Linked DNA regions of Homo sapiens: all the other regions are linked to region 3. A link is a loop called in an ENCODE intact Hi-C map of the cell type or tissue named here. Cell type or tissue: endothelial cell of umbilical vein. All regions are shown on one strand.

Evidence for each region. Peaks named below come from ENCODE experiments on the same cell type or tissue, not always from the same donor. Only the 100,000 strongest peaks of a DNase experiment are listed, where the experiment ranks them.
Region 1: it touches region 3 in a loop (3-fold over the local background); 2 of 110 quality-filtered maps call a loop at or near these places.
Region 2: a loop joins it to region 3, with 15 times the contacts of the local background. A loop is called at or near these places in 3 of 110 quality-filtered maps.

Annotation. Positions count from the first base shown.
Region 1 is chr17:21,372,508-21,380,507 of GRCh38, forward strand. It overlaps KCNJ12 (potassium inwardly rectifying channel subfamily J member 12), which reads left to right and starts at 3,850. Exons shown (of 3, transcript NM_021012.5): 1 at 3,850-4,406. RefSeq lists enhancers at 1-101, 102-837, 838-1,573. In endothelial cell of umbilical vein, no CTCF peak of the experiment used is centred here; no DNase peak of the experiment used is centred here; H3K4me3 peaks cover 1,009 bases; H3K27me3 peaks cover 566 bases.
Region 2 is chr17:20,797,351-20,805,350 of GRCh38, forward strand. No RefSeq gene overlaps it. Among named protein-coding and RNA genes, the nearest start is that of CCDC144NL-AS1, 67 kb to the right of the region's middle. In endothelial cell of umbilical vein, CTCF peaks have their summits at 4,399 (motif pointing right) and 4,601; a DNase peak (open chromatin) is centred at 4,411.
Region 3 is chr17:21,508,259-21,516,258 of GRCh38, forward strand. LOC105371589 (a long non-coding RNA gene) reads left to right here and starts at 5,305. Exons shown (of 4, transcript XR_934332.3): 1 at 5,305-8,000. RefSeq lists an enhancer at 3,352-3,973. In endothelial cell of umbilical vein, CTCF peaks have their summits at 3,496 and 4,898 (motif pointing left); DNase peaks (open chromatin) are centred at 3,463 and 4,903; H3K4me3 peaks cover 553 bases; H3K27ac peaks cover 335 bases; H3K27me3 peaks cover 140 bases.

The DNA of each region.
Region 1 (8,000 bases), 140 kb before region 3:
TGCGCAGAGCAGGGTGAGAGAATCCCTCATGGATGAGACGTTCCTGAGTCGGGTCTGTGAGCACTCGTTTTGCACTCACTGCATGCCCTCAGCATGTGAGGTCCTGGGCTGCAGACACGCCTGAAGGACATGCTTCTGCCCTCATGGAGGTGCCATGCTGGTGGGGGGACCACAGTGAGCCAGACACCTCAGAGAGTGGCCAGCTAGGGAAGAAAGCAAGCTGAGCACAGCAGGTGCGTCCTGGTGGTCGGCAGGCCCCTCACGGATGTGCCGTCACAGCTACCCTTGCACGTGAGGCAGTTCAGAGAGACAGCGTTCCTGACTGAGGGGGAGGCAGGCCCCAAGGTCCAGTGACAGAATCAGGCTACTGGTGCCCAAGGGCCTGAATGGCCAGTGTGTTCAGAAAAGAGTGGCTGAGAGGGGGAGGGTGTCTGGGGCCTCAGGGACTTTGGCTATCACTCCTAGAAAGGTTAAACTGGGCATGCTGAGAGCTCATTTTACATTTTGATGGTGGGAAGACGTGAGGGCCAAAGCCGGGCCAAGGTCTAGGGTGGGCAGGGGAAGTCTCAGTGGGCTCTTGGGAGGAGGCATCTTGGAGGGGAGGAGATGCTGGGACTCTGGGGAGCACTGGTTGCAGCTGCCTGCAGGGCGAGCAAAGCCGCTGGGGAAGGGCCGTCTGGTTTCACATCTCACTCGGTGATGGACTTATGCCTCCCACAAGCGCATCGGCATTGTGGCATCAAGATGTGATTACCACAAGAGCTGGCAGCTGCTGTCGAGAGGCTGCAGCTCTGGGGCTCCTACACACAGGGCAGCGAAACCAGCCTTCGGGACACCTGCCCTGGACAGCTCAGTGGTCATCGTAGCAACCTTCCCTCTCTGGGCCTTGCTTTCCTCAAAACAAAGCCATGATTCCAAATGAGCCGAGGAGCTCTTCTGTCTCCTGGGCCTGTGGCTCCAGGGACACTCAGATATGCAAAGGCGTCTTGAACAGCCAACACGCCCACCCAAAGCTGGGAGAGACTGGGCTGCAAACAAGCCTCAGTCTCACCCCTGTCTTGGAGAAGCTCCCATCCTGGAGGGGAAGAAAGAATCTGGGATCAAGGGAAAGCCAGGTGCAGGGCACAAAATTCAGGGTGTTGGGAAGGTGTGTGCGTGGTGGGACAGCTGACTGCTGTTCATCTCCCTGGCTTCTCCCATGGCTGTGCCAGGAAAGTTACTACTCTCATGGCCTCGGCTGTCACGATCACCCCCATTTTACAGAGAGGGAAGTGGGGCCTTAGCAGGGGACGTGTCCCAGGTCTCCTGCTGGGCAGCGTTGGTACTGGGCTCAGTCCATTTGGCCTCACCCAGCCACTCTCGACACTGCCCCCTCCACACTGTAGGGGCAGGATGTCCTCTGCTCAGGCTTCACGCAGCACCCCGGGAGGGCCGTGAGCCCCTCTGCCCACGTGGGGATCCCTGGGGCAGATGTGTGAGCTGCTTAGGGAGAGATCTGCCCACATCCCTGCCTCTTTGTGTCCCAGCCCCTCCTGGAGGGAGGCTGGTGCCCAGTGGCGTGGCAGAGGGGATTTGCTTTGAGGGGCCCTTAATGGCTGCTCATGGGTTGCAATTACAATTAAGAATTGAACTCTGACCCTGCACGTGGGTTGGGAGGGTGGGACGTGGAGCCCAAGGGAGTGGCCCAGGGAGTCAGGCTTGCGTCTCTGCTGGGTGACCTTGGGCAAGACGCTTGCCCTCTTTGTGAAATGGGTCTGATAATGGCTCTGGGAGTGGGGATAGGGAGGGGCGGAGACCTGGCCTGACTCACAGTAGTCATCTTGGGTGTCGAGCCCCTGGGCAGGGGCCCTGTGTGTGTGTGTGTGGGAAGGGGGGGGTGGTGTTCCAGGCGTGAGGATGCCCTGGGCACAGCCACTTGTCCCAGGAGCTGTCAGAATCTTAGACCCAGAGGAGCCCTGAGGTGTTCCCGTCCATTCCCTTGCCCCTTTCTAGGCCACCAGAGTAAGGCCTCGAGGGAGGGATGTCTCAGGCCCCATTCCTCTTGGGACAGCTGAGTGGTCTCTGAGGGTGGGAGCTGGTTTGAGGCTTCTTCCGCAGCTGGCTTGGGCTTCCCCATCTGGGAAATGGAGCAGGGGCAGGTGGGGAGCTGAGTCATTTCCCTCCTTGGTCACTCGGAGGGAGAAGAAGGAAGTTTCCTGAGAGCTTTTGGTCCCCTGGGAGGCTGTTTCTCCCAGGAGGAGGAGGAAACCAGGACACAGTGTGCCAGGCAGGGCAGGGTGGGGGCTGCAGACTTCTGCGATGCCCCTTCTTTCTCCACTGCAGCCCTAAGTTGAGGACACACCTGATTCTGCGTACTGGCTCCACCATCTGGTAGTTCTGTAATTAAGCAAGTGACCACCCCTCTGTGCCTCAGTTCCTTCATCTGTAAAATGGAGCCAATGAGCTTATCCACCACAGATGGCCGCAGTGGTAATGAAATAATTCTAGCTGGGTCCATAGCACAGAGCTCAGAACATATTGAGTGCTCCGCCTGGCTGTTTTACCAGCCAAGTCAAGTGCTAAGCACTTTAGGTAGACTCATCTCATTTAATCCTTGCTACAGCCCCATGAGTGTAGTGATTTCTACTGACAACAGGGAAACAGAGGCACTGAGTGGTGAAGTGACCTGTCCCACAGCTAGTCAGTTGAGGTGGGATTCAAACCCAGGGCAGACTGATGTCGGTGAGTGCTGGGCTGGATTTCACCCACCAGCTGCCTGGGGCCAGGATCCTAGGGCTGGTGGGGCCTGCAGATCACTCTGCTCTGAGCCGCCAGCAATCTGGGTGCGGGCCAGAGAGCCGTCCTCCTCGGTTAGAATCCTGCAGCCAGTCTCCCTGCTGTGCAGACACATAATTATATTTCACATTAAAGGGGAAGCTGGAGGCCAAGGGGGCCAAGGAGCCCTTTGAGGCTCATGCTCTGGGCACAGACTGGCCTCCTCGGCCCAATTCTGAGGCCCTAGGGCCGAGCTGGGGGTCAGACTGGTGACAAAATGGAGTTCCCCTGGGTCAGTGTCCAGGCGAGCAGGTCTGTCTGCCAGGATGAAAGACTTGGCCCCTGCGGGAGGCTCAGAGATATGAGGCCCAGACAATAGGCCTCAGAAAGCTGGGAGGGCAGGGCATTTGGGGACAGGTTGGGAAGAAAGCCTGAGCCTCCAGAGACAGGGGCTCGAAAGAGAAGGGGGTCACATGGGGATCCGGTCGGCAGAGAGAGGTCCAGGGAGGAGCACAGAGAAGGCAGGAGATGGGAGAAGCCAAGCAGCTCAAGATGGAGAGGAGAAAAATGCTATTAGGGTGGGATGGTGTGTGTAGAGGGTGCGTGCCTGGTGTGCAGGGGAAAAGGGCTCTGTGGGAATGCACAAGCTTAGACCTGTGTGTGCGTATGCACACGTGCAGATGCCATCCTGCATGTGCACATATGAGCGAGTGTGCACATGTGCCCCTGCGAACATCATGCATGTGGGGGCATGTATCCTGCATGTTTATGCCTGTGTGTGTGCTCGCCATGCACCTGTGCGTGCGCGCGTGTCCCCGGCGGACGTGCCTGCATGTGTGTGTATGTGTGTGTGCGCGCATGTCCCCGGGAAGTCGTGCCTGTGTGTGTGTGTGTGTGTGTGTGTGTGTGTGTGTATATATATATGTGTGTGTGCGCGCGCGCGTCCCAGTGCGCAAGTGGCTGGCGGTGTGTGTGTAGGGGGCGGCCCGGGACTAGGAGGGGCTCGGGGCCAGGCCGGAGCCGTGGTAGGCTGGTGCAGCGGCTGCGCGGCGCGGCGCGGCGCGGGGCGGGCGTGCTCTCCGCGGAGAGTTAGAGGAGTTGCCGAGCTGAGCTCCGGTGGAGCGAGGCGCGGAGCTGGGTGCGCGCCGAGCCTCTGCCTCCCGCCGCCTCCTCGCCCTCCATTCCTCGCTCCCCGTCTTCTCCCGGCCACACCGCCACTGCTGCCGCCTCCCTGGGAACAGTAGCCGGGGGAGGGGGACTGGCGCGGTCAGAGCCTGCGAGGAGGTGCGGGGCGCCGGGGCGTAGGGGAGCGCGCCGGGCCCTGCCCGAGATCAGATAACAGCCGGCGGGGGAGGGGGTGGGCCGGCCGTGCTCACAGCCGGACCGAGGGACCGACGCCAGCCGCCCCGGCCCAAGCGAGCGCCCAGCGGCCGGGGGCGCCGTCCAGGCGCGCGCCCCCGACCCGTGGCTGGACCAGGGCGATCCGCTTTGCAGAGAAGACGCGCCCCTCGGCATGGAGCGCCCCCGGGAGCTGCCCTGAGGCGGTGGCGGCAGCGGCGGCGATGCAGCCAGCGCGGCAGCTGCCGGGGCCAGGAACGGCCGCCCGGAGCTTGGAGGACGCCGAGCGCGCCGCGCCCGGGCCACTGACCGAGGTAAGTGCGCGGCCGCGGGCGCATGGTCCCTCCCGGGCCCGGCCCCAGTTCCCCGCAGGCCGCGCCTCGCCACTAGCCCGGCCCGGAGCTAGCACGAGGTTGTGCAGCAACAGGGAAGGTGGAGCGGGAGGGTGTTTTCTTCCTCTCGTTTTATTTTTTTCCCTCCCTTGGTGAGACATCGGAGGAAATGCTGACTGCGAGCTTTTCTTTTCCTGCCATGTCTCCGGCTACCACCACAAGGAACTTTGCTCCTGGCTAACCTTCGTCCTGGGGGGCGCTCCGGGAAACTTTGAGGAGCCCTCGGCCCCCCTCTGACTGGTTTGCACTAGGGGGCTCGGGAGGGAGCGTGCGGAAGCACTCTGGCGCGCGGCACGGGTCCTACGCGTGACCTTCCCGGAGACCCCGCGATCGAGGTGGGGTTCGGAGGTGGGCGCCCGGGCTATATGAGCCGCCCCGAGAATGCCTCCCGTCAGAGACCTGCGGGTTCTTGGAGTCGTGTCTCTTTCTCACCTCCCGTGCTGTAATGGAGTAAAAATATTCTGGAAATGATTCCATGCCAGCAAGTCAGCCAAGTCCAGAGGCTCCCTTTTGCTTTTAGAAGTCGGCCTTGATCTCCGAGGGGATGGCCGCTGGCTGAGAAGCTCCCAGGGTTTCAGGGCCAGGGTCCACCCTGCGCGCGCACGGCCTCTCCGGGTGCCCTGGGGGAGCGGGGCGGGAATCAGGGGCTCATGGGCAGAGACAGCTGGGGTGGGGCGCTCCTTGGGGGGTTCAGATGGGAGTTGAGGCCCAAGCGAGTGTCTGTGCCTCGGTTTTGATCCAGCGTGCCCATGTCATGTGAATATTTTAAAACCTGTGATCAGAATGGGGGTCAAAGTGTTTCTTTGGGGACGGTCTTGTTCTGGGAGGTTTTCCTGCCTCCTCACAGCCTGGACTCGCCCGCACCTGGGACCTCCCCCTCCCCATTTCCCAGGGGGCGTTCCCATCTTAGAGTACCGCGCTGCCTGTGGCCATTTCTAGTTTCTTTTTTGCTCCCCTATACCCAGGTTCGAGCCCTGCAATAAAGCGCTGGGGACCTCCTGGCTCCCACATCTGCGCCCCAAACCCAGGTTCACAGGCTCCGTCTCCGAGAGCGCCGAGGCGCCCACACGCCACTGAAATCGGCAGCCGCCTTTGGAAGGTGCGAACCCGGAAGGCGTTAGCCTTGGGCCTAGCCTTCGCCCCCTCTGAGATGCCAAAGGAGAGCCGGTCCCTGGCCGCGCGGCTGGACCCCAGCCTCCCTCGCGCTGCGCTGCACCTCCGCGGCCCCTCCTCGCGCAGCTCCGCCCTGGACCGCCGCCCTGTGGCGGGCGAGGGTCAGAGAGGGGAGGTCCATCTCAGCCCTGGGCGCCACCAGAGGCTTTCGCTCTTTTTGAGGGGTACTCCCTTCTGTATTCTGAGAAGAGCCCCTCAGTGTCTGCTGGGACCGCCCCCCCCAACAAAAGACTTCACAGCGAAGTCTGCCCCTCAGTTCTCTGGTGGCACCTCCAACCAGACAGGGGACCCGAGGTTGGCAGCTCTAGGAGGGGGACCCTGGGGGCCTGCCATTTGGTGGGGCCAAGCCGCCTGAGAGAGAGCAGGGAGTGAGGGCGGAGGGCACTCACTCGAGCACCCTGGAGACGAGGAGGGTGGCTCCAGTGTGCTGGGCCACAGGGACACCCCTCTTCTCCACTGGAGGGCCGCTGTAGGCATACAGTAGGCAGTCTGTAAATGCTGGCTGTTGACCCAGAGCTGGCAGGTAGGGGCTCCAAGTCCTCTATCACCTCCTTTTTCCCCTCCCAGGGGAGGGCATGGCTGACACCCCTCATCCCCAGCACTGAAGGGGGTGGAGCCTTCTCTGGGAGGGGCAGGACCTGAGCTGTCAGTCCATCTCTGGACACTCCCCCTGCAGCTACCCCGTCAAAACCCCATAAGGTTTCCAGGCTGCCCCGGAGGGGACCCCTCCAGGAATGTGCCTCAACTGTGCTGGAAGGAAGAGGTGCCTGGGAAGTGGTGGAGGGGTATTGCCTAAAACCATGCAGTGGGTTGGGTTTGGACAGATGCCTTCACCTAGCTCTTTCCAGGCCAGGCGCTTACCCCACCAGCCTTCCTGCCCCAGGGCCATGGTGTCCCCATCCCTGGGTCTCCTTGAAGCAGGACAAAGTAACACTGAGTGGCCCTGCAACAGCAAAATAATAATGACAGCAGTGATAACAGGAGTAACAGCAGCAGCAGCACCTGCAGCTCTGCAGCACTGGGGCCGGTTCTGCCTATGGGCAGTTTTCTCTGCCTAGCCAGGCCTCCGGTACCCTGGGCCACAGTTGGCAGTACCAAGCGTGGCACCCGGAGGCCTTGGCATATGGCTGGGGCGGAAGTGAGTGCATCATTACTGTCATCAACCTCTGTGGCCCTCGCCAGGTCCCCAGGCAGAAGGCTACTGGTACACACGGTGCCCACCCAGTGGCCACCCTCACCCCCCCTGCTCCCAGGCCCAGCTCTGGGCTGGGCCCTTCCTCCAACAGGTGCAGCTGGTGCCTGTGGCTGGGCCCTGGCCAGGGCTTTACTGTGAGCGACACATGGGTACACCTGCCCCTCCCCGGGCCTGCCCTTGGAGCCCTGCCACCGGCTAGCGTGGAGGAGAGTCAGGGAGGGGGCAGCTTGCGGGCAGCAGGAGGGGTGGAGGCTTGGCTGGCCACATGGAAGGTGCGGTGGGTGGGGGCTCAGCCCCACGGGATGGCTGTGCCGGGAACTGGCAGCGTGATGGGGACACGGCAGCAGGGAAAGGCTGAAGATGAAAGAGAGCTGGCCTGAAACTGGGCCGTGTGCAGGTTGGCCAGAGCTTCAGAGGCACCATGGGGTTGGGGGTGGGGGGGGGCCTGGCAGAGGCAGGTGGGTTTTCTGAGGTGCTGGGCTCGGGGCAGGACCAGAGCCCCCGCTGGGCACTGGCCAAGGACCCAGCCCTGGGTCAGCTGACTTAATTTCCTAATGGCCTGCCAGTGCAGAGGGTGGCATTAGCTCTATTGTGCAGACAGGGATTGGAGGCCCAGGGAGGCACTGGAGGCACCAGCCTGTGGGGCTCAGACCCAGAGCCCTGGTGCTTTCCCAGGGACAGAACTGCACCTTCCCCCATTCCACAGACACACCCCTCAGGGGCATTTGACTGCCAGGCTAGCTTTCTCCCTGCCTTACCACCAGGCAGGTCCCACACAGGGCCTGAGGCCTGCATGCCATCCCAGCTCCCGGGAGCTGTATTCCTAGGACCTAGTTAAGCCCTGGCACAGAGTAGGTGCCCAGTAAATGCTCGATGATTCCATGTCTGGACTGCTTCTTCCAGCCACAGAGGCCTTGCTGTGCTGGTGAGAGCTGTGGGGGCTGAGTTCTGGGGCTGGAGACCCCAGGCCCTGTTGCCTAGCTGTGGCCCCTGTGCTGGGTAGCCATACAGAAGTGCTTAATCAATGGGCATTGCATACGGGGAGACCCAGCCCCTGCCCTCAGGGATCTCACTATCTCAGAGGAGACTCTTGGACAGACTCAGGGGGGCAAGAGAGGCAGATGTTGCCACCAAGATGGGGTCACTCT
Region 2 (8,000 bases), 710 kb before region 3:
CTTTTTGGGGCGGTAGTCCTGGGGAAATGGAGCAGAAGTGCTCTCTCCCAAGATCTGCAAAGTTGAACCATATATCTCTAGTGTCACCAAAGGGCTACAGAGATTAAAAATTGAGGTGGGGTTGATGGTGGTTATGGTTAGAGTCATTGTTTCCTGAGTGTTTTTATGTTCTCAGCCTATGAGTGTTTGCCACTTCTACGAACCCCAGTTCCTCAGAATTTCTCATTAGAAACCTCAAGAATTGCCTATAGGGTATGTGAACTCCTGGCTGCTGGTGTCTTCCATCACCCAATAATCGAAAAACATATCATTGTTTCAAGATCTCTTTTGAAAAATAGTTTCACTGGGATATAATTCCAGTTTGACAATGATTTTCCTTTCAGACGTTAGAAGTGTTATTCTGCTATCTTCTGGCTTCTTCTGTTTCTGTTGAGAAATCTGCTGTCATTTTCATTTGTTTCTTTGTAGGTAAGATATATTTCTCTCTAGCTGTTTTAGGATCGTTCTCTTCAGTTTTCTGTAGTTTCACTATGATGTGTCTTGATGTGGATTTCTTTTTTTTTTTCTGGATTGCAGTTCACTGAGTTTCTTTAAGAATTTGGGTCTCATTAATTCTTGAAAATTCTCAGTCATAACCTTTCAAATATGGCCTCTGCCCCATTTTCTCTATTTCCTCCTTCTGGAAATCCAGGTATACATTGGATCTTTGCACTCTATCGTCCATGACCCATGATCTTTCACGCTTTCCATTTCTTTGTCTCTGTGCATTCTGGGTAACTTCTTTGGGGCTATCTTCTAGGTCACAAATTATTCATTCATACTATTCATCTGTTTAATCTTTCCATTGATTTTCTACTTTCAAATATTATAATTTTCTTTTTTTAAATTTTTTGCCTCTCCCAAAATCAGGTGTTATTTTTAAAAATTATTGTTATTATTATTATTTTGAGACAGAGTCTCACTGTGTCGCCCAGGCTGGAGGAGTGCAGTAGTGCGATCTCAGTTCACTGCAACCTCCCCATCCCGGGGTCAAGCAATTCTTGTGCCTCAACCTCCGGAGTAACTGGGACCACAGGCCTGCGCCATGACGCCCGGCTAATTTTTGTATTTTTAGTGGAGGCAGGGTTTCACTATGTTGGCCAGGCTGCTCCTGAACTCCTGGCCTCAAGTCATCCACTCGCCTCAGCCTCCCAAAGTGCTGGGATTACAGGCATGAGCCACTGCACCCAACCTTATTATAATAATTTTCATTTCAAAAGTTGTTTGATTCCCTAATCACTACCTACTTTCATGCTGTGTTTTAACCTAGTCAAACTGCTGGTCTCATATGTTTTGTTTTTTGTCTTTGAGAGAGTCTCACTGTCACCCAGGCTGGAGTGCAATAGCATGATCTCGGCTCACCGCACCCTCCACCTCCTGGATTCAAGTTATTCTCCTGCCTCAGCCTCCCAAGTAGCTGGGATTACAGGCGTGTGCCACCACATCTGGCTAACTTTTTTTTTTCTGAATTGGAGTCTTGCTCTGTCGCCCAGACTGGAGTGCAGTGGCACAGTCTTGGCTCATTGTTCCAGCAATTCTCCTGCCTCAGCCTCCCGGGTAGCTGGGATTATAGGCATGTGCCACTGTGCCCAGCTAGTTTTTGTATTTTTAGTAGAGATGGTGGTTTCACCATGTTGGCCAGGTTGGTCTTGAACTCCTGAGTTCGGGTGATCCACCCACCTCGGCTTCCCAAAGTGCTGGGATTACAGGCGTGAGTCATGGCGCCCGGCCTGGTCTCATATGTTGCTAGTAGTTAAAGCAAGATAATGGGTACCTAGGAATTTGTTAGATTTTTATCTACTTTTGGCATATTAAATGATTTCCATAATAAGTTTTAAAGGGCAGGGAGGGGGTCATCACACTTTAAAAAGTTGGGGATAATTGAACAATAGGCCATATGAAAACATGACAATTTAAACTGGGTTATGGAGAAGACAGAATTGTGGGGCATGAAACTTTTCTGGAATACAGTGGAGGATTCTGAATGGGTTGAGGACAGCAGGAAGGGAGGCTGTGGATATGTGGGAGACAGGAAAGAAGAGGCAGAGAATAGGAAGTGGGTTCCAACCCATGATGGGAGGAAACCAACACGGTCTGTTCCATTTTCCTCAGGGCCCTAGGACCACAGAGCCACTAAGATAATCTATATGCTGCCTTCATTTGAATATCAAGGACTGCTGGTGTCTGGGTTCAGGGAATTTTTTCCATTGCTCCCTTCTGTCTAGTCTGGTATAGCCGGTCTGACCTCTTGGCTCAACTGGTATCATCTCCAACCAATTCGTGCCATGCCTTGCTAAGAGAAAGACCATAAGAGGCAATGAAGAAAAGAACAGTTCAGACTTCTTTTCTTAGGTGACATAATTCTGTCTTTCCACTTTCTGTCCTGTCATGAAAAATTTGAAGAAAAATTTTAATTAAAGTATACACATTCAACTGGGCATGGTGGCTCATGCCTGTAATCCCAGCAATTTGGGAGGCCAAGGCAGGAGGATCACCTGAGGTCAGGAGTTTCAGACCAACCTGGCCAACATGGTGAAACCTCATCTCTACTAAAATTACAAAAATTAGCCAAGTGTAGTGGCACACGCCTGTAATTCCATCTACTCAGGAGGCTAAGGCAGGAGAATCACTTGAAACCAGGAGGTGGCAGTTGCAGTGAGCCAAGATAGTGCCAATGCACTCCAGCCTGGGTGACAGAGCAAGACTCTGTCTCAAAAAAAAAAAAAAATCTGCATGCACAAGCAGAGAATATGTATTAAAAAAATCAGCAGAGCCTCACATTCAAGGATTTTCTACACAAGAAACCATTCCTAAAATATGTGCTTGGAATTACTAGGGTTTCTCTTGCAAACATTTTAATAACACCTCATTCTTTTAAAATTGTGGTTATATATATCATGTTATTAGATCATTACAGCAACTCTCCTGGGTAAAGCGGTTATTTCTAGGTCATTTTATAGAAGGAAAAACAACCAGTACTTTTTTTTGCTTTACTTCAGTAGCTATTGCCTCCTTCAGTTTGAAATTTCAATCCTGGCACGTAGTGGAGGCTCAACAAATATTTGTTGGAGGAATGCCATTTAAAATACAATGACTGGATAGGAGAATATTTAAGGGCATTAACATTTTTTAAAAGCCAAAAAAAATTACAATTGGACTTAGGAGATTTTGATTTTTTTGTGTGTATTTTCTTTTAAAAAATAAGCTTCTCTAGGCTGGGCTTGGTGGCTCATGCCTGTAATCCCAGCAGTTTGGGAGGCTGAGGCGGGTGGATCACCTGAGGTCAGGAGTTTGAGACCAGCCTGGCTAACATGGTGAAAACCCATCTCTACTAAAAATACAAAAATTAGCTAGTGGTGGCGGCATACACCTGTAATTCCAGCTACTAGGGAGGCTGAAGCAGGAGAATCACTTGAACCCGGGAGGCGGATGTTGCAGTGAGCCGAGATCACACCACTGCACTCCAGCCTGGGTGACAGAGCAAGACTCCATCTCAAAAATAAATAAATAAATAAATAAGTAAAGTATATAAATAAATAACCTTCTCTTTTGGCTTCCTCCAATGTACTCTCTTTGAGTAGGAAGAAATTACATTGTTATGATTTAGACTAGTAAATTCTTTTTTTTTTTTTTTTTTTTTTGATATGGAGTTTCACTCTTATTGCCCAGCCTGGAGTGCAGTGGCGTGATCTTGGCTCACTGCAACCTCTGCCACCAGGGTTCAAGTGATTCTCCTGCCTCAGCCTCCCGAGCAGCTGGGATTACAGGTGCCGGCCATCACACCTGGCTAATTTTTATAGTTTTAGTACAGATGGGTTTTCACCATCTTGGCCAGGCTGGTCTTGAACTCCTAACCTCGTGATCCACCCGCCTCGGCCTCTCAAAGTGCTGGGATTACAGGTGTGAGCCATTGTGCCTGGCCGACAAGTAAATGCTTACATCAAAAAACTGAGTTAGAATTGGTCCCTGGAGCTGTTTTCTCTCCCTAAAATGATGACGTCAAGCTATCATGTATAATAAATAACAACTCAATTGACCACATATTTTCCTTTAAGCCTAATGAGGAAATAATATTATAGTGAAATACTTAGAAGTTTTAAGGGAAAAAATCCTTTGTCATTAAATTAAAATTTAAACCGAAACAATCACTTGACTGTTTTAGAATAAAATTGGCATATGAAAGGTTTGATAGCCAACGACAGTAAGATTAACATACTACAGCATTTGCCTTTAGCATTTACTGAGTAATACTTAAAGCTATCATAAATGTGCAAATGAAGACATTGTTTATTGTTTTACTGCTGAGATTAATATTTTTTCAGATTTCTAAAACATTACAACAAATGCACACATGAGGGCGCTCTAATCAGACAGATACGGAGAGGGTAGGCATTTGTTGACTGTTAAGTTCAAAACTAGTTGTAGCCGGGCGGGCGGGGTGGCTCAGGCCTGTCAGCCCAGCACTTTGGGAGGCCGAGGCGGGCGGATCACGAGGTCAGGAGATTGTAAACCATCCTGGATAACACTGTGAAACCCCGTCTTTACTAAAAATACAAAAAAACAAAAAAAGCCAGGTGTGGTGGCTGGCGCCTGCAGTCCCAGCTGCTCGGGAGGCTGACGCAGGAGAATGGCGCGAACCTGAGAGGCGGAGCTTGCAGTGAGCCGAGATCGCGCAGCCGCACTCCAGCCTGGGCGACAGCGCGAGACTCCGCCTCAAAAACAAAAAACAAACAAAAAAAAAACCAAGCTAGTTCTATACTTTTACAGATGGAAAAATCAAGGTCCACCAAAGAGGTTATGATTCTACATCAGTTATTCTCTAGAGGAAATAAATTGGGTATTAGAATTTTAAAAAGATTGAACAGAAATCCCTGTCAGTGAATTTATGCTGGATAATTTTGACTCTTACCCCAGCAACTCCTTATTGAAAATCTTTACCCATGGCATGATATAATTTATCTACAATCTTAAATGGGTTCGGCAATAGTGTTTATAGGATGTAGGAGAAAGACTTAATTAGAATATTTATTTTTATGAACTTTTGCTCTATAAAATTATAAAATGTTAATTGTACTTCATTTATACTTTTTTTTTTTTTTTTTTGAGATGGAGTCTCGCTCTGTCGCCCAGGCTGGAGTGCAGTGGCGTGATCTCAGCTCACTGCAACCTCTGCCTCCGGGGTTCAAGCGATTCTCCTGCCTCAGCCTCCCAAGTAGCTGGGACTACAGGCACACACCACCACGCCTGGCTAATTTTTGTATTTTTAGTAGAGACGGGGTTTCGCCATGTTGGCCAGAGTGGTCTCGAACTCCTGACCTCAAGGGATCTGCCCGCCTTGGCCTCCCAAAGTGCTAGGATTACCGGTGTGAGCCACCAACACCTGGCCCATTTATACTTAAAGCTGATTTTCAACTGATTTGGGTAAGATCCTTAGTCTTTCCCCATCTCTGACATAATTCCTAGTTTGTCCTTTGGCTTTCCTATGTATATAAAGCTACCAGGCTGCTTGCAGATTTTCCAGGGAAGGAGTCCCATAAACACTCACAAAGATTTTATTAGGGAGAAGCTATGATGGGAATATAGAATGTAGTTTTTTTAATTTAAAAATCAGTATGGGCCGGGCGCAGTGGCTGAAGCCTGTAATCCCAGCACTTTGGGAGGCTGAGGCAGGCGGATCACGAGGCCAGGAGATCGAGACCATCCTGGGTAACACAGTGAAACCCTGTCTTCTACTAAAAATACAAAAAATTAGTTGGGCGTGGTGGCGTGCATCTGTTGTCCCAGCTACTCGGGAGGCTGAGGCAGGAGAACGGCGTGAACCCGGGAGGCGCAGCTTGCAGTGAGCCGAGATCGCGCCACTGCACTCCAGCCTGGGCGACAGAGCGAGACTCAGTCTCAAAAAAAAAAAAAAAAAAAAAAATCAGGATGAGCCGGCCGCAGTGGCTGATGCCTGCAATCCCAGCACTTTGGGAGGCCGAGGCGGGCGGATCACGAGGTCAGCAGATCGAGACCATTCTGGCTAACACGGTGAAACTCCGTCTCTACTAAAAAATACAAAAAATTAGCCGGAGGCGGTGGCCGGCGCCTGTAGTCCCAGCTACTCCGGAGGCTGCAGTCCCAGCTACTCCAGAGTCTGAGTCAGGAGAATGGTGTGAACCCTGGAGGCAGAGCTTGCAGTGAGCGGAGATCGCGCCACTGCACTCCAGCCTGGGCGACAGAGTGAGACTCAGTCTCAAAAAAAAAAAAAAAAAAAAAAAAGCAGTATGTAGAGCTGGGCACGGTGGTGTGTGCCTATTAGCCCAGCCACTGGGGAGGCTGAGGCAGGAGAAGCCCTTGAGCCCAAGAGTTTAAGACTAGCCTGGGCAACACAGCGAGACCCTCATCTCAAAAAAAAATAATAAAATAAAGTATTGCAATATTTATTATATAGGCAAATTTTTTTTCAACTTAAGCACTACCCTCATCAAGGGAAGATTTGTTTGATTAGATCCCCACACAGGCTGGCCACTTCCTCATTTCTACTTTTTCTTTTCTTTTTGAGATGGAGTTTTGCTCTCGTTGCCCAGGGTGGAGTGCAATGGCACGATCTTGGCTCACTGCAACCTCCGCCTCCCGGGTTCAAGCGATTCTCCTGCCTCAGTCTCCCAAGTAGCTGGGATTACAGGCACCTGCCACCACACCCGGCTAATGTTTGTATTTTTAGTAGAGACGGGGTTTCACCACGTTGGCCAAGTTTGCCTCGAACTCTTGAGTTCAAGCGATCTACCCGCTTCGGTCTCACAAAGTGCTGGAATTACAGGTGTGAGCCACCGCGCCCGGCCTCATTTCTACTTTTTCAAAGAAGTCAATTTTCTTTAAAAAATAAACTCTTTTGGCCACACGGTGGCTCATTCCTATAACCCTAGCACTTTGGGAGGCAGAGGCAGACGGATCGCTTGAACTCAGGAGTTCAAGACCAGCCTGGCCAACATGGTGAAACCCTGTCTCTACAAAAAATTAGCTGGATGCAGTGGCACGTGCCTGTACTCCCAGCTACTCGGGAGGCTGAGGCAAGAGCATCACTTGAGTCCAGGAGGCAGAAGTTGCAGTGAACTGAGATCACACCATTGCACTCCAGACTGGCTGATGGGAGTGAAACCCTGTCTCAAATAAATAAATAAATAAATAAATAAACTCTTATTTAAAAAAAAAAAAAGCAAATCATGAAACAAAACAAAACCCAGGGCTCTGAATGAAACAGATCTCTCCTTTAGGGGGCTAGATGATGGAAAAGAAAATATATCATGAATTTCATGTTCTCATTTGTCTTCATTAATGACTTATATGTATATATATTTCCATTGAAGACATAGATATGCATTTGATCACCTACATTTGTTTGTATTTTGAGTCATAAATTAAGTCATTTCCTGTCCAGAAAGCACCTGACAATCTTATGATAAAAAACATGGAATTTTAAAATCACAAATGCAAATAACAAGCCAGGCACAGTGGCTCATGCCTGTAATCTTAGCTTTTTGGGAGGCCAAGGTGGGCAGATTGTTTGAACTCAGGAGTTTGAGACCAGCCTGGGTAACATGGAGAAACCCTGTCTTTACAAAAAATAAAAAATTAGTGGGGCACGGTGGCATGTGTCTGTAGTCCCAGATACTCAGGAGGCTAAGGTGGGAGGAGTGCTTGAGCCCAGGAGGTCGAGGCTGCTGTCAGCTGTGGTCGCACCACTGCACTCCAGCCTGGGTGACAGAGTGAGACCCTGCCTCAAAAAAAAAAAAAAAAAGAAAAAAAAAGGAGTGCAAATAACAGATGACCTTACAAACATCAAAAGTTATATCTTTATTTATAATAAGTTTTGTCTATATTTAATGAAATATATTAGACAAGTAAAAAATGTAGCAGTATGCATATGGCTTTATTTTATCTTGGCCCTGCCCACTACTCTGCCCTCATCTCTTTTCCTTCCC
Region 3 (8,000 bases):
GCTGTCCTGATCGGTGGATGTAGCTGAATCCTGATTAGTCAATACAGGTGAACCCTGATTGATGCAGTTGAGTCCTGATTGGCCAGGGCAGGGGAGTTCTGACTTGTTCTTTAAGCCTTAAGCAGAAGACTGTCAGAAATTTCTTATAAATGGCTGTCAGGGGTCCAGGGAAGTGGTGCTCAGGATACAGTTATCTTGGCACTGACAACAGGAACTGGTTTGGTTTGGTTGTGGAAGGGAGGTCTTGTGATACTTTTACAACATCTTTCTGAGAACACAGAGTACATGAAGGCTCTGTCACCCAGCTACGGCTCCCTGGTTCCATTTTAACTTTGAGCACCTCAGTTAGTCTCCTGGGAGTCATTTTTTCTTTCTGCAGGGGGCATACTTTAACATGTCTTTCATCAATTTTGTAATTGGATTTTGAAGAAAAATACCGTTGCACTTTGAGGTTTTTTTTTTTACACATTCCTGTAGAATATATGGTTTGTAAATATATTCTTCTGATCTATAATTTGTTTTCCTTCTCTTAAAAGGACCTTTCAGCTGAGTGTGGTGGCTCACGCCTGTAATCCCAGCACTTTGGGAGGCCAAGGCAGGCAGATCACGAGGTCAGGAGTTCAAGACCAGCCTGACCAATATGGTGAAACCCCGTCTATACCAAAAATACAAAAATTAGCTGGGAGTGGTGGTGCGCACCTGTAGTCCCAACTACTTGGGAGGCTGAGGCAGGAGAATCGCTTGAACCCAGCAGGAGGAGGTTGCACTGAGCCGAGATTTCATCACTGCACTCCAGCCTGGGCGACAGAGCCAGACTCCATCTCGAAAAAAAAAAAAAAAAAGAGGACCTTTCACAGAGCCTGGGGTTTTAATTTTGATGACTTCCAATTTACCCATCTCTCTTTATGAATCATGCTTTTGATGTCAAGTATAAAATCTCCTTTTTTAGCCTAGATCCCAATTTTCTCTAAGAATTTTTTTTCCTAAAATTTTATAGTTTTACATTTTACATTGAAATGTGTGATCCATTTGGAGTTAATGTTTGTATGAGGTGTGAGGGTAGAACCCCCACAATTTATCCATTAAGAAAGGTGAGGAGACTTTATTTCTCATAAGGATTACAGCCTTCAAGGTGGCCATCCCAGCCAAGGGACCAGAAACAGGCACTTCGAAGGAGGAGGGGTTAGGGTAGCAGCTTTATGCTGGGCAGATAGGCTAAACATACATATTCAACAGGTTATAGGAGGTGCTATGAATATTCATGAAGGTGGTCCTGACACATGCATATTGAACAGACATGCATGTAGCATATGACCCATGTTCACTTTGGGGTGGAGACTTAACATTTAAATGTATTACAGTTAGGTCCTATATGTCAACAGGTCTTTTCAGGGCATGAAGTCACACAAGTGTGCAGCCTCTGTAAACCAGCCAAAGACAATCCATGGTTGGTGGTCTTATCAGGAAGTTATGGCTGGTAGAGCAGGGGTTTAGTAAGTCAGTGGGTGGTGGAGCTGGAAATTGTTTTACTCTTGTCTATCTTGAGGCCAGTGGTTGTTTAGCTGCTAGAGAAAAAGAAAAGCCTTGTGGTCCTTAGAACACAGTTTATTCTTTAAGCATAGGGTTAATGACTTAACCCTTGCCTGGCATGGCCTTAGGTCCTGTTTATAATTTGGCATTTTATTGCCACAGAGTCTGTTCTGTCAGTCTTCTGATCTCTGTGTTAACATTAATGCTGGTCTAAACCCCAAAAGGCAGGGGGTATAATGAGGCGTGTTTGACCTCCCACCCCATCATGACTAGAACTAAACTTTTAAGATTTTCCTGAGGTCCCCTTGGCCAAGAGGGGGTCCATTCATTTGGTGGGGGCCTGGGATTCTAAAGTTGACAGTGTCTAGGTCAAGGGTTTTGTTTTGCGTGCTTGTTTGCTGTGCCTGTGATGTGCAATTGCCCTACTCCCATTTGATGGAAAGGCTACCTTTCCTCCCACAAGGTGCTTTTGCATGCTTGTCAAACACCAGCTGGGTGCATTTGTTTTGGTCTCTTTTCTGTTCTGTAGATCATCTCCCTCTGTCCATACCACACTGTCTTTACTAGCTATTTAACGTGTTGAAATAGGGGTAACTTAATACTTGTTTTAAATTCTTCATTTAACATTTCATCATCAACATTTATCTCATCTAAAACAAAACAAATTCACACAGTGTACGGTGTGGATGTACTGGAGTTTATTTAACCCGACCCCTCTTAATCAATGGCTATTATCCCCCACCCCAGTTTTTTTTGTTATTATAGTAAATAATGCTGAAATATTTTTAAAAGATTTTTTAAAGTTTATTTTTAATTGACAAATCATAATTGTATATATTCATGGGATACAATGTGATGTTTTGATATATGTATACATTGGTGGAACAATTACTTTAAGCTAATTAAGATATCCATCACCAACACATCTATTTTTTTGTGGTGAGATTATTTAAAATCTACTATTTAAGGAATTTTGACATATAAAATGCATTAACTACAGTCACCGTGCCATGTGGATCACTAAAACATATTCCTCTTGTCTAACTGAATCCTTGTACCCTTTGACTAACATCTTCCCCCTCCTGCCCTTCCCCCGGCCTCAAGTAGCCACCGTTCTACTCTCCGTTTCTATGAGTTCAACTATTTTCAGATTCCACATACAGGAGAGACCAGGTGGTATTTGTTTCTGTGCCTGGCTTACTTTTCTTAGTACAATGACCTCCACGTTCATCCATGTTGTCGCCAATGGCAGGATTTCCTTTTATTCAAAGGCGGGACAGTACCCCGTGGTGTACATACACCACATTTTCTTTATCCGTTCAGCCACTAGTAGATGCTTCCATATCTTGGCTAGGTTGCTTCCGTATCTTGGCTACTGTGAATGAAATCAATATTCTTATCTTATGCATAAGCGATCCCCACACTCATTTGTTATCTTTTGACTTTGCTTGTGTATTTTGTTCAAACTTTATGTTGTCAAGCCGATCAATCATTTCCTTGATGGCTTCTGGGTTTATTTAATGCTTTAGAAAGGCTTCCCCATTCCGAAAAGACAGAATAAAAGCGATTCACCCATGTTCTCCCTTTCACGGTTTCAACTTCACTGTCTCTCCCGCCGCCAGAGCCCAGCAAAACTTTCTAATCCGCGAGGAGCCCGGGACCCCGCTGCGCTGGGAAGCCGAGGCAGGGCGCCGGCCTGCGGGGGTCTTCGGAAACGTTCCCGGTTCCCGCGGAAGATCGCCCGGCCCGGAGCCGCGTGGGCTGTCTGTCCTCGCAGGTAGCAGTCACTCGGAGCAGAACGGTAGTTAGGAAAAATTTTCAAGTCTCCTTCGGCTGCGGGGTCGCGCCATTCCAGGCGGTGCCAACTGGGAGCTCCTTCACCCGCCCCAGGCCGAGAAACGCGATCCCAGTTGGTCAGGGACTAGGAGAGGCCTCGCCCGCCGGAGATGCGGATCCGATCCGCGGCCGCTGGCGCCGGCTGTCGGGCGCCACCTGGCTGCACTGTTAAGGTTTTCTCTCCGGCGCTCTGGCGAAGCCGGCAAGAAAGGGGATTTGGCCACAGGGCGCGGTGCAGAGTTCCAGGGGACTGGCAGCGCTGGCAGGATGAGCCCGGCTTTGCTGGGTGTACTCTTCGTCCTTTCGTCGGAGATTAAACCTGAGGGTCAGCGTTGTAGGCGCGCTCTTGAGCTCGGAGTGCTGTGGCCTGAGCGGGTCAATTAGTACACGCGGGAATCGCTGGGCCTTCCGAGAGTGTGAACGGGGGATGGGGTATCCCGCCCGGACGCTGACTGGCGTGGGGCCCGGTCCTCAGGCCTTCCATTACACCCATTATCTCCAAGCCCCGACCCGGAGGTGAGGACCGGCCCGGCTGTTCCAGGAGGACTGCGAAGGGTAGCATGGGCCCGTCCGTGGCCACGCGTGGGTCATGGTCATCCGACTTGAGCTTCACACCTTTTTCTGAGTCTTGTTTTGGAGGTGGAGACTGGCTTGGGCAGTACGAGAAAAACGGGGAAGGCGCAGTGGATTTAGCCGTGGCCCGCATAATGGGATCTTGTGGTTGGACTTTGGGGCCCCACCCTCCCCACCGGGGAAGAGCGTATAGCCTCTGGCTCCGAGATAGAGGGGCGACCAGATGTCCCATGGATGATCTTTGTTAGAGTTGCTGGGTCGATCAGCCTCATTTCTGCAGTTTTGATGTGGCCTCAGAAAGCTGATCAGATCGACCAGCAGCCCAACCAAGCAGATGGGCAACTAGAATTTGGGAGAGGAGAAGGGGGAAAGGCGAGGAGAGAAGGGCGTCGGGGGAGGCCTGTGGGGAGGTAAGGGTAGGGGGATGGGGGAACCTGAGATTTATATAGCAATAGTAATTGTTATAAGCAAGTATTATAAACAAATAATAATTTATTTACATTTAAAAACTATGTCAATATAAATAATATACATTTATAGAATTATAAGTATAAATTATACTTTATAAATAATAAATCTACATAAATAGTGATTAGACATAAACAGTTATACTTCTGAAGAGGACGCAGGAGGGGCTTTCTGTCTGCAGAAATTTCTAAATGCCCCTGGGGAGGCTGAGGTAGGTCGACCCCGGTGAATTTTGAAGTCCACTCTGGGTGGGGAGCTGGCCCGGGAGGCGCTGGGGAGTCTGTCCCCTGCTCGGCAGCTGTCCCTGGCCTAGGGCGCTCCTCCCCAAATTTTCCAAGGCTTCTTTTGGCTGCCAGGGATCTCACGGTTCCACTCACGCCTGCCAGGGAACCCCGAGGTGGGAATGCGACCCGAGGTGGACCCTGACGAGGCCTGGCGTCCTACCCGCCCGCCCGCGATCCGGATCCGTCCGGCTGGCTTTCACGCTGGTTGTCTAGCGACACCTGGCGGTCACCTTTATATATAGCAAGCTCTACCAGCGGGGGCGACGTGGGATTGGGTGGCCGGATGGTTAAACGGGATATTAGGTTATGGTGGGGGGTGGGGGGGCGTCCTGAGGTTTATAGTAGTAGTAGTAATAATATTCTTTTTATTATGTAATTTATAAATATAAATTGTCATAAATACACAAATAATATATACTTATGTAGATACTATAAATGTCATAGTACAAATATGCGTAATATATAGATTATATATTTTAGTAAATATTTATGTATAAATATTAAATCAGTAATTATAATTATTTGGTCCTTGCTGGGATTCATCATTATTGTAATTATTACCATTATTATAAATAGTAATTGTAGTAGTAGTAGTAATAGTAGCAGCTTTTTTTTTTTTTTTTTAAATAGCAACACTGAATAAACTGTCTCTGTCAAAGAAAGGTGATCAAGTGACTGGAGATAATAAAGAAGGGTTTCAGTCCGTGGGATTTAAAAAATCCACCCAAGAGCCTGGTGACGCTCTGACCCACAGTCTGTGAAGCAGCCAGCTGGAAACTGCATACAGCAACCCTAATGGTCAGGACTGCACTGACGGCTTCCCTCCTTTTTGCCCTTGCTTCCAACTTAGGACCAACAGGGAGAACCAAATAGGCACCCTCTTACCAGTCAGGTAGGATCCCCTGACTGGATACAGGAGATGGAAATAAATTGTTTAGGCAGATAGGGCAAAAGAGTCCTTGGCAGAACTCTAACAAAAAACATCCCAAGAAATCATTTCTTTCTAACAAAGAGCAGCCTGAAAGATGGAGCTGCAAACATAGATGAGGAAGCTGGAAGCTTGCAGGGGGGTGGGGGAGGCCTGCAGCTGCACTGATAAAAGGGACTACCTGGCGCCAGGCATGTCCACCATGGGGGGTTCACCTTCCCTAATTATTTTTTGTTGTTGTTAACACATGCACAGTAAGAAAGAAATAAGCAACATGGAGTAGCTACCCACGTGCGTAATAAAAGATTGGTGTGGGGGCGTCCAGAGATTCGTGCCCTATGCAGATGGCACACCTGGTCCTGTTTTTTCGCACCCGATGTAGATCAGACACTGCTCCCCACTAGCTCATCTATAAAAATCTTTGCATTCCACTGTGCATCAGCGACCTATTTTTCCGGGACCCCTCTCTGTAGCAGAGAGCTATTCTCTTTCTTTCACGTATTAAATTTCCACTCTTAACCTCACCCTTTGTGTGTCCTCGCCCTTGATCTCTGTGGCTGTGAGACAATGAACCTTGGGTGTCACCCCAGACAATGAGGCCACTTCACTAGCAGCCGCCTCTGGTGGCTGGCAACCCCATCAGGACTCCTCTTCCCCTTTTCCACCGCAGATTTCCCATTCCTCTCCCTGCCTTTGAGTCTCTGCCAAACATTATTGAGCTGCATGAAAGAACCTTAAATGCATATTACTAACTGAAAGAAACTGATCTGAAAAGGCTGCATACTGTAAGATTCCAACTCTGTCACATTCTGGAAAAGGCACAACCATGGAGACAGTAAGAAGAGCAGTGGTTGGCAGGGGTTGGGGGAGAGAGGGATGAACAGGCAGAGCACAGGGGATTTGCCGGACTGTGAAACTACTCTGTATGATATGACAGTGGTGGATATGGCATTAGACATCTGTTCAAACCCACAGAATGTACTGAGGACTAAACTGACATTTTTTCTCTCTTGCCCAAATTCCTATCTAAGGGGCCTGGGGAGTCATACCCTAGAAACTGACATCTCAACAGATGGGCTTTATTTAACCCTATATATAACACAGCTTTCTTTCCCACCTGACTCTCGTATAACATCATATGACAGATAAAGAAGGAAATAAAAATATTTTACCCCAAAATAGGATTTTTTTTGTGTATTTTGAAATGGCCCTGCAAAGCTGTCTCTTGTGGGGAAAATTTGCATCCGTAAAGAATCTCTATTACCATAACTAGCTCTTTTCCCTTCCAGGCCCTCCCAATCCTCTAGAGATTAGCTGAAAGTCTAGCACCTTTTAAAAGTCTGAATAGGAAATATTGGCCATCTATTGTCTCTAAGGGCGACCTCCATGAGACTTCATCTACATGGTAAGAACCTTGGTCTCCACAACCCCTTATCTTGACCCAGATACTCCTTTGTATTGATTGCAGGTTTTTAGATAATAACTGTTTCAATGAATTGCCAATCAGAAAATCTTTGAATCCACCTATGACCTGGAAGCCTTCCTCCCACCGACCCCCTTCGAGCTGTCCCACCTTTCTGGACTGAAGCAATGTACATCTCACATGTACTGATTAATGACTCATGTCTCCTTAAAGCGTATAAAACCAAACTGTAAAACAACTGCTTTGGGCACATGTTCTCAGGGCCTCTTGAGACTGACTGTACCTTGGGTCACTCACATTTGGCTCAGAATAAATCTCTTCAAATATTTTACAGAGTTTGGCTCTTTTCACTGACAATACAACACCAAGAGTGACCCTAATGTGAACCACAGACTTTGGGTGATAATGATGTGTTGGTGTGGGTTTAGCAGTAGTAACAAATGCGCCCTGCTGATGTGGGACATGGACAGTAGGGCAGGCTGTGCATGTGTGTGTGTGTATGTGTGTGTGTGTGTGTGCGCACGTGAGCACATGCGGGCCGGTGAGGGGTGTATATGAGAGCTCTCTGCACGCTCAGCTCAATTTTGCTGTGTAAGTATAGAAAAAATCTTTCCTCCACCCATCTAAGGTTTATTGCCTTGGCCCCACAAATTTAGACCAATGAAAGCCAGGTTAACAAGAGAAAACAACGCATTTATTAATTCATGCATCGCAAATACACATGGGAGAGCTCAGTGATAAGTAATAACTCAAAAAGGTGGTTAGAACTTGGGCTTATTAGCATCTTAATGAGAGAGCAATGTATTTGTAGAGAAGTGGAAAGACAAAGGAAGGGGACCTTGAGCTTCTTTGGATAACAAGTTGTGGGAAGGTAGATCTATGGGGGAAGCTGACAGATAAGGTTGATTTGGTGTGCTTGTGATGTTGATTTTTCTGGTGCTACCTCTGGGCTGGTAAG